Linked DNA regions of Homo sapiens: region 1 is linked to region 2. Evidence: chromatin contacts called from ENCODE Hi-C data. All regions are on one chromosome and are shown on one strand. The core of a region is the stretch at or near the end of the contact, and the rest is flanking DNA. Distances in the headings are between cores, read along the strand shown. Region 1 holds the start of RIMS4 (regulating synaptic membrane exocytosis 4). Region 2 has its middle 14 kb from the start of LINC01260.

Region 1 (3,972 bases), core at 1,358-3,857, 130 kb before region 2:
ATACATGTACCCCCCCACATATATATGAAACATGTCAGATGGTGATGAGGGCTACAGAGAAAAATAAAGCAGGGTAGAGAGGATCTGGCATTTCAGGGAGGGGTTTTTGCTACTTCATAAAGAGTGGTGAGGGAAGACTTCAGAGGGAAAGTGACATTTGAGCAGAGATCTGTGAGTGAGCTACACAGCCCTTTGCAAGGGAGAGGGCTTCAGGCAGAGGGAACAGCAGTACAGATGTTCTGAAGCCGAGTGAGCCACCGGGGTGTCCTGGGTATGAAGACAGAGGGGTGGCAGAGCCAAAGAAGTTAGGACCTTGTAGAACATGGACTTTGACTGTGAGATGGGAGGGTTTGGGGCAGAGAAGTGGTCAGTTTCTGGTTACATTTTGTGTATAGAAATGACAGGAGTTGCTGATGGATTGAATGTGGTGTGTGTGAGACTGGAGTCAAGTATCCAACATTTCTGATCCAAACAAGTGGAAAAATGGAGCTGCCATTGACCAAGATGGGGATGATTATACCAGCACTCTTAACCATGACACCAGGCTGCCTCAAAGTCTAGATCTGGTCCCTGGGAAGGGGCTAGGGCTCAGGAGCACCTGCCGAAGGCCAGCACTGTGCTAGGTGTTTTGCACACTGTGATGGGCAGATGTGTCAGAATAACTCCAGTGATCCTTGCCCTTATGTAATACCTTGTGTGATCCCGCCCTTGTGTGAGCATGGGTGGAAACTGCGACCCTGATCAGGAATCGCTACCGTGATTATATTACATTATATGTCAAAGGGACATCATGCGAGTGGACCTGATCTAATCACACGAGACCTTTAAAAGCAGAATCTCTCAGGCCAGTAAGCAGAAGCCAAGGTAGAAAGATTCTACTGAAGGATGAGAAGGGCTTGACATCCTGAAACTGGCCTTGAAGGTGGAAGGGGCCAGGTGAAAGGACCAGAAAGCCACTTCTAGGAGCTGAGGTTGACTTCTGGCTGACAGCCAGCAAGGAAACAGGAACCTCAGTCCTGCAACCACAAGGAACTGAATCCTGCCAACAACCTGAATGATCTTGGAAGCGGATTCTTCTCCAGAGCCTGCAGAGAAGAGCCCAGTCTGGCCAATACTTTGTGAGGCCCTAAGCAGAGAACCCAGCTCAGGCTGCCCAGACTTCTGACCTACAGGATTGTAAATCACTAGATTGGTGTTTTTAAGCTGCTTCATTTGTTATGCAGCAATAGAAAACAAACACCTGTGTTATCTTACAGGCAGTTCACAACCATCCAAAATGGAAGGCTCCTGTCCCCATTGTACAGATGAGGAACAGGACCCATGGGATAAAGAGTTTTGCCATAGGCCACCCAGAAAGACAGCACCACAGCTGAGATTCAAACTCTGGGCTGTCTCTTTCTGAGGCCTGAACTGTTTCCATGTCGCCAGATGGCTTCATAAAGAGGTGTGCGAGCAGCTGAGAAGGTTGTTTGACATCTGGGGCCTGATTAGGTGGGCAGGGACCCTCACGTCCCAGGTCACATGCAGGGAATGGAACACGGGTTTCCGATTCGCTCGTCTCTGTCCTGGGGCTGTGAGTGTCTGAGCCCGTGTGTGTCTGAGGACTGCGGGTCGCCGAGGGTGATAATGGGAGAGTCTGTGAGTGTGAGCCTGCCAAGTGTGTCTCAGTGTACCTGAGTCTGAGGGTGTCAGTCAATCCGTCGGGATGCACCCACACTGGGAGGGATGGAGTCTGTGTGGCTGTGTCTTGGCGTGTGTGTGCTACTCTAGTGTGTCTGAGGGTGAAGGTGTGTGCATCTGGCCGTGTCAGTCAGAGTGTTTGACAGTGCTGAGATGATCACAGGGGGAGGCGACACAGAGTGTGTGCTGGGTCTGGGCTTGTGTGTTCATCTGAGTGTATGAATGTGTGTATGAATTCTGGGGTGTCTTTGGTAAGTGTGAATGCATGAGACTGTGTATGCCTACCTGAACTTCGTGGGGTTTTGTGGCATCTGAGAGTCTCCCCGTGAGGGAGGCCGGGCACCAGGGATGTCCTGCCTACCTCCCTGAGTGTGTTTGCAGGTCTCTGCGTGAGTCTGCGTGTGTCCGTGGACGTGTCTGTCCCCGCATCTGTGAGGGGGTGGGTCTGTGGGTGTATCTGTCCGGGTGTCTGCGGGGCATGTTGCAGAGTGAATGTGTAGGTGTGGGTGCCTGTTTGAGCTTCTCTGTGGGTGCAGGTGTGAAGCCGAGGGTCTCTGTGTGGGAGGCCGAGTGCCGACCCGCCTGGGCGGGACCCTTTGAGCGCATCCCCTCCGAGCGCGCCAGTGTCTCTGGGAGAGGCCTGTCTGGGTGAGGGACTGGACGCCGGCCTCTCCGCAAGTCGGCCGGCTGAGGGTGGGGGCCGAGGCGGGGTCGGGAACAGCCCTCGGACCAGGGCCCAGACAACCTCGCCCGGCGCCTGCCTCCCCGCGCGCACCTGCCGGGCCCGGGGGCTGCTAGAAGAGGCCGCAGCCCGCGCCCTCCGGGCTCCCACGCCCCGCAGCGGCGCCCCCTCCCCCGGCGGCACGGATTGGCTGCGGCGCCGCTCCAAGCCCGCCTCGCGCTGCCGGCGGGGGGCGCCGCGGACCAGAGCGCGCTGCGCCGCCACCGCCGCCGCCACCGCCGCCGCCGCCGCCGCCGCCAGCAGCACAGCGCGCCTCGGGCTCCGCGCGCCGCCAGCTCCTGGCCCGCCCGCCGGCCCCGCCGCGCCCGCCAGCCCCGCAGCGGAGCCTCGGCCCGGCCCCGGGCCGCCGCCACCACGCCGCGCGCCGTACTCCGCGTCAAGAATGGGGCGGCCAAGCTGCCCAAGCCGCCCGCCGCCGCCGCCGCCGCCGCGGCCGAGGCGCCCGGCGCCGGCGCGGGCATGGAGCGCTCGCAGAGCCGCCTCAGTCTGTCCGCCTCCTTCGAGGCGCTCGCCATCTACTTCCCGTGCATGAACTCCTTCGACGACGAGGACGCAGGTAAGCGCGCGGCCCGCCCCCCAGACCCCCGGGGTGTCCCGGGATCCAGGTCCGGTAGCCCCCTCCCCGACCCGTGCGCCCTCCTCCCCACCCCCAATCCCCTGGGAAGGCGCCCCCAGGGTCTCCTTCCGCACCCACGGGACCCCAGGGTCTCCAGGATGCGCTACCTTCTGGCCTTCTCCCCCAGGGACCCCGAGATTGTCTGCATTCACCTTTCCCGCAGGTGGGCCCTTTGGGTCGCCAGGACCCATCTCCCTCCTCACCCGCGCCTATTGGAGGCCCCTTGCCTCGTCCCTGGAGCCGACCTGCCACCCTCCCTGAGTCTCCTGAATGTGCCCACTCTTCAAGCCCTGGGCTTTGGCCGTCCCACCCCTGGGGCTCCGACGCGCCCCCCGCCATTGGAGGTGGCGCGCAGACCTTACCTCTCCATCTTTGTCTTGGCCACATCCAGAGGATCCCTGCCCAAGACCCCTGCCCGGCGCCCCAGGCCTTGAGCGCCCCCATTTATCTCTCCTCTCCTTCCCTCATGGGCTGGGGCTCCAGACTCCTGCTTCTTATACGCCTGGGGCAGACGGAGGGGAACCGGCCAGGTGACGGCCTTTCCTCCCCTCTCTTCCCGGAGAGAGGTGTAGGGCGGCGCCAACTCTACACTTGTCCGCCCGCTGGTGTGTGCCCCTGACCTCAGGTGCTCTTGTCCCTGGAGTCGCCTTTCTTGGTGGGCTGAAGCCGGCCACCAGCCAGCGGCTTGAACCTCCTCCTCCCAGGCCTGCGCACAACCTCAGCCAGAGCGAGGGGTGGGGAGCTGTAGGGAAACCTACTCTTTAGGGCCCTGGGACCCGGCAGAAGGAACATGAGAGCTCCGGATTTGGTTCTGGGGTGAGGAAGGGAATCCACCAACAGGTGGGGTAGCTAGAGGGCTTGGGTGAGAGTTCCCCAAAGAATGCCAGATTGGGAATCGGAATCAGGTTCCAGTCTTCATTCTCTACTTCTTAGC
Region 2 (3,963 bases), core at 892-3,391:
GATAGACACAGAAGAACTGAAAATATGAGTCAAACAGATATTTGTACCAAAATGTTCACAGCAGCACTATTCACCATAGCCAAAAGTGGAAACAACCGAAATGCCCATCAGTGAATGAATGGATAAACAAAATGTGGTATATCCTTACAATGGAACATTATTCAGTCTTAAAAAAGGAAGGAAGGTCTGACATATGCTACAACATGCGTGAACCTTGAAGACACTATACTGAGTGAAATAAGCCAGCAACCAAGGACAAATTGTATATGATTTCTCCCGTATGAGGCAACCTAGAATAGTCCAGTTCACAGAGACAGAAAGTAGAATAGTGGCTGCCAGGGGCTGGGAGGAGAGGAGCAAGCGGAGTTGTTGTTTTATAGAGGCAGAGTGTCAGTTTGGGAAGATGAAAACGCTCTGGGGGTAGATGATGGTGATGGTTGCGCAACAATGGGAATGTACTTAACACAGCTGAACTTCTGGACCCTTAAAAATGGTCCAAATGGTAAATGTTATGCATATCTTACCACAATAAAAAGGTAAAAATATATAATATGATCCACAATGCAAGCCATGTATATTTCTAGCAGCCACATTCAAAAAAGAAAAAGAAATAGGTAAAAGTAATTTTAAAAATTACTTAACCCAGGCCAGGTACAGTGGCTCATGCTTGTAATCCCAGCATTTTGGGAGGCTGAGGTGGGCAGATCACTTGAGGTCAGGAGTTTGAGACCAGCCTGGCCAACATGGTGAAACCCCATCTCTACTAAACATACAAAACAAAATTAACTACGGGTGGTAGCAGGTGCCTGTAGTCCCAGCTGCTCAGGAGGCTGAGGCAGGAGAGTCACTTGAATCCGGGAGGCAGAGGTTGCAGTGAGCCAAGATCATGCCACTGCACTCCAGCCTGGGCGACATAGTGAGACTCCGTCTCAAAAAAATAAAAAACAAAAATAAAAATTACTTAATCCAATCTATCCAAAATATTATTGCGACACATCATCAATATTAGCAAGTTATTAAGGAGTCATTTTGCATTTTTGTTAGTATACAAAATCCCATATATATTTCACACTTGCAGCACATCTCAATTTGACCAGCCATATTTCTTTCTTTTTTCTGAGACTGTCTCGCTCTGCTGCTCAGGCCGGAGTGCAGTAGCACGATCTTGGCTCACTGCAGCCTCCGCCCCTGGGTTCAAGCAATTGTTGTGCCTCAGCCTCCCAAGTAGCTGGAACTACAGGTACGTGCCACCACGCCTGGCTGATTTTTGTATTTTTAGTAGAGACAGGGTTTTGCCATGTCAGCCAGGCTTGGATCAGCCATATTTCAAGGACTCAGCAGCCACATGTGGTGGGTGGCTCCACATCAGATCATGCAGGTCTAGTTCAAGTCTTTTGATGAATGTATCATGCATACCTGTTAGATATGTGCATTTTTAATTTTGATAGATGTTACCAGATTAGCTTCTATAGGTGTTAAACCAAGTTTTCTTTTCTGGTTTTTTTTTTTTTTTTTTTTTGGTTTGTTTGGAGATGGAGTCTCACTCTGTTGCCCAGGATGGAGTGCAATGGCGAGATCTCAGCTCACTGCAAGCTCCGCCTCCTGGGTTCAAGTGATTCTCCTGCCTCAGCCTCCCGAGTAGCTGGGACTACTGGCGTGTGCCACCACACCCAGCTAATGTTTGTATTTTTAGTAGAGACAGGGTTTCGCCATATTGGCCAGGCTGGTCTTGAACTCCCGACCTCAGGTGATCCGCCCTCCTCGGCCTCCCAAAGTGCTGGGATTACAGGTGTGAGCTATCGCACCTGGCCAAAACCAAGTTTTAATCCCACCAACAATGTAAGAAGGAGTGTGTCTCCATATCCCCACCTGCATAAGTTTGCCAGTTTGATAGCAAAACAGTGCCTGCTCAGGTGGTGTGGGTTTAACACGTTTCTCTTCCTAGGAGTGAAAATGAGAATCTTTTTATATGTTAAAATGCCGCTGCGCTTTCCTTTCTGTGAACCATTGGCTCACCAATTTGAGGGCTATTTTATACTTCTCTCACCCCTCTCCCCGTTCTCCAGGCCCCACCAGAGTTGGGACTAAATGAGGGCTCAAAGCCAGATATTTCAGAATCGTGCTGTTGTCTTGCTGGCAAATTCTGTCTGAGTTCTGGGAAGCAGGGCTTATCCTTGAGGGCACACCGCCCCCTGCTGGCCAAGATGGGTTTTTCCTCCCCAGCTTAGACCAGGAGAGGAGGCAGGACGGCTGGCGACTGAGGGGGGCTGCCTCTGGAGTCTGGGTTTGATCTCACGTATACCATTGACTCCTATGTGACCTCAGGTAAGCAACTTCACCTCTCTGGGCTTTCTACTTCCTCACCTATAAAATCGAAATAATAGCCATTCTTCTCACTCTCGGCGTTGTTGGAGGAATAATCCGGTGATCGGGCTTGAAGGTGCTTCACAGAGTGTGGCAAAAAACAAGTGCTAACTAAACAGTGGCTGGGATTCTTGACATTCAGAAAGACCCAGTGGAGAGAGAGAAAGGATGACGGGAGCTTAGCAAAAGAAGCAGCTGGTGCAGCTGGAATTTCATAGGTCCACTTCTGCCTAGCCAACTTCTAAACCTGTTTTCTCTTGGCTCCCTTACTTTCCAGCCAGAGGCTCAGTCATACTGCAATGCTGAGAACTCCCTGCCTAAGCCAGACAGGGCCTTGACCTTTCCCCCACGTTGGGCTGGGCACACTAGAGTGCTGAGCAAATCCACACTCAGCACCTCCCCTCCCCCCCCCACACACACACATACACAAAGCCACACATGCAAAGCATTTGGATATCTTCTTCCAGGGAGCTTATAGACACCCCAGCAGAGGCTTCTGTGATCACACTGGCTGAGCACCAGCTCTCTGTGTGGTGCTGGATGAGGGGAGTTTTATCTGAGCCACTCTGGCCCCCCGCTGTAGGGCCCTGTCCTCTTATTTGACATTCAACTCTTGCCTAATTGACAATTACACTCATATCCTTCCTCTGCTCTGCAACCTTCCATGGCTCCCCAGTGCCTACCACCTAAGGCCAGATTCCTCACCCTGGCATTCAAGGCCACTCATGGCCTTGGATGGTCTGTGTGTGGAGGGGCCCACTAGGCTACATGAGGAACGCTCTCTCAAATCCTGCCCTTCCTTCAAGATTGAACTAAATGCCACTTCCTTCCTTCCTTCATTTCTCTACCCATTCATTCAACATGATTTATTAAACACAAAATGGATTTATTAGCACATATTTATTACCTACTATGTGAAGACATTATTCTAGGCAGTGGAGAGAGATAGTGGTCTCAGCCAATTGCAACTGAAATGTGTTAGTTTTGCAAATGTGAAACATATGCCCATGCGAATGCGTTGGAAAGTTCCTCCATGGCCCTGGGAGAGGACATGCAAGTCAGGAGCCCTGATGCGTCACCAGCCTCACAGTAAATTCACCTCTGTGCCCAAGAATGCAGGGCTGTCTCCTGGTCCAGGATCATGGTCTCTTCCTCCTCTGATCTCCAAGGACTTGCACTCTCGGCTCTGCCACTGACCAGCTTTGTGACTTTGGGAAGTCATTTTTCTAAGTCTCAGATTATGTATGTAAATGGGTATATAGGAAGTGATTCCTACCTTGAGAGAGGAATTAAATGTTAATTAAATTGCTTAAAGGGGTTAGGTTACATTAGATTAGGTGTAAAAACGTCTGCACGTGGTAAGTGCTCATTGAGCGGCAGCCATTATTATTACTATTAGCCGCAGCTGACTTGGGCAACACCTGCTACCTGCTTCCAGATGGATCCAGAGGTTTGCTTTCTTTGCCCACTGGAGGGCAGCAGAAAGCAGAAACCTGCCTTCCAGAGCTTTGCACCCCGGCTAACACCTAACACTGGCCTCTCAAGAGGCAGGAGGAAGGGTAAGGGGTTTCTGGGCTCAAAAGTGAGGCTGGCCAGTGA

What was found. A loop is a pair of places that touch in the nucleus more often than their neighbours do. Pooled maps may share reads with other maps.
Region 1: a loop to region 2 is called in a map of gastrocnemius medialis, with 24 times the contacts of the local background. The contact joins the promoter of RIMS4 here to the enhancer-like site in region 2. A Hi-C loop is called at or near these places in 2 of 168 maps with a recorded cell type or tissue (Caco-2 and gastrocnemius medialis) and 10 of 50 pooled maps.

What each region holds. Positions count from the first base shown.
Region 1 is chr20:44,809,181-44,813,152 of GRCh38, reverse strand. RIMS4 (regulating synaptic membrane exocytosis 4) reads left to right here and starts at 2,607. Exons shown (of 6, transcript NM_182970.4): 1 at 2,607-2,978. The coding sequence starts at 2,882.
Region 2 is chr20:44,683,594-44,687,556 of GRCh38, reverse strand. No RefSeq gene overlaps it. Among named protein-coding and RNA genes, the nearest start is that of LINC01260, 14 kb to the right of the region's middle. RefSeq lists silencers at 2,190-2,309, 3,911-3,963. Within about 2 kb of position 2,141, at least 5 of the 41 ENCODE cell types and tissues checked have a DNase peak (open chromatin) inside an H3K27ac peak, as active enhancers do.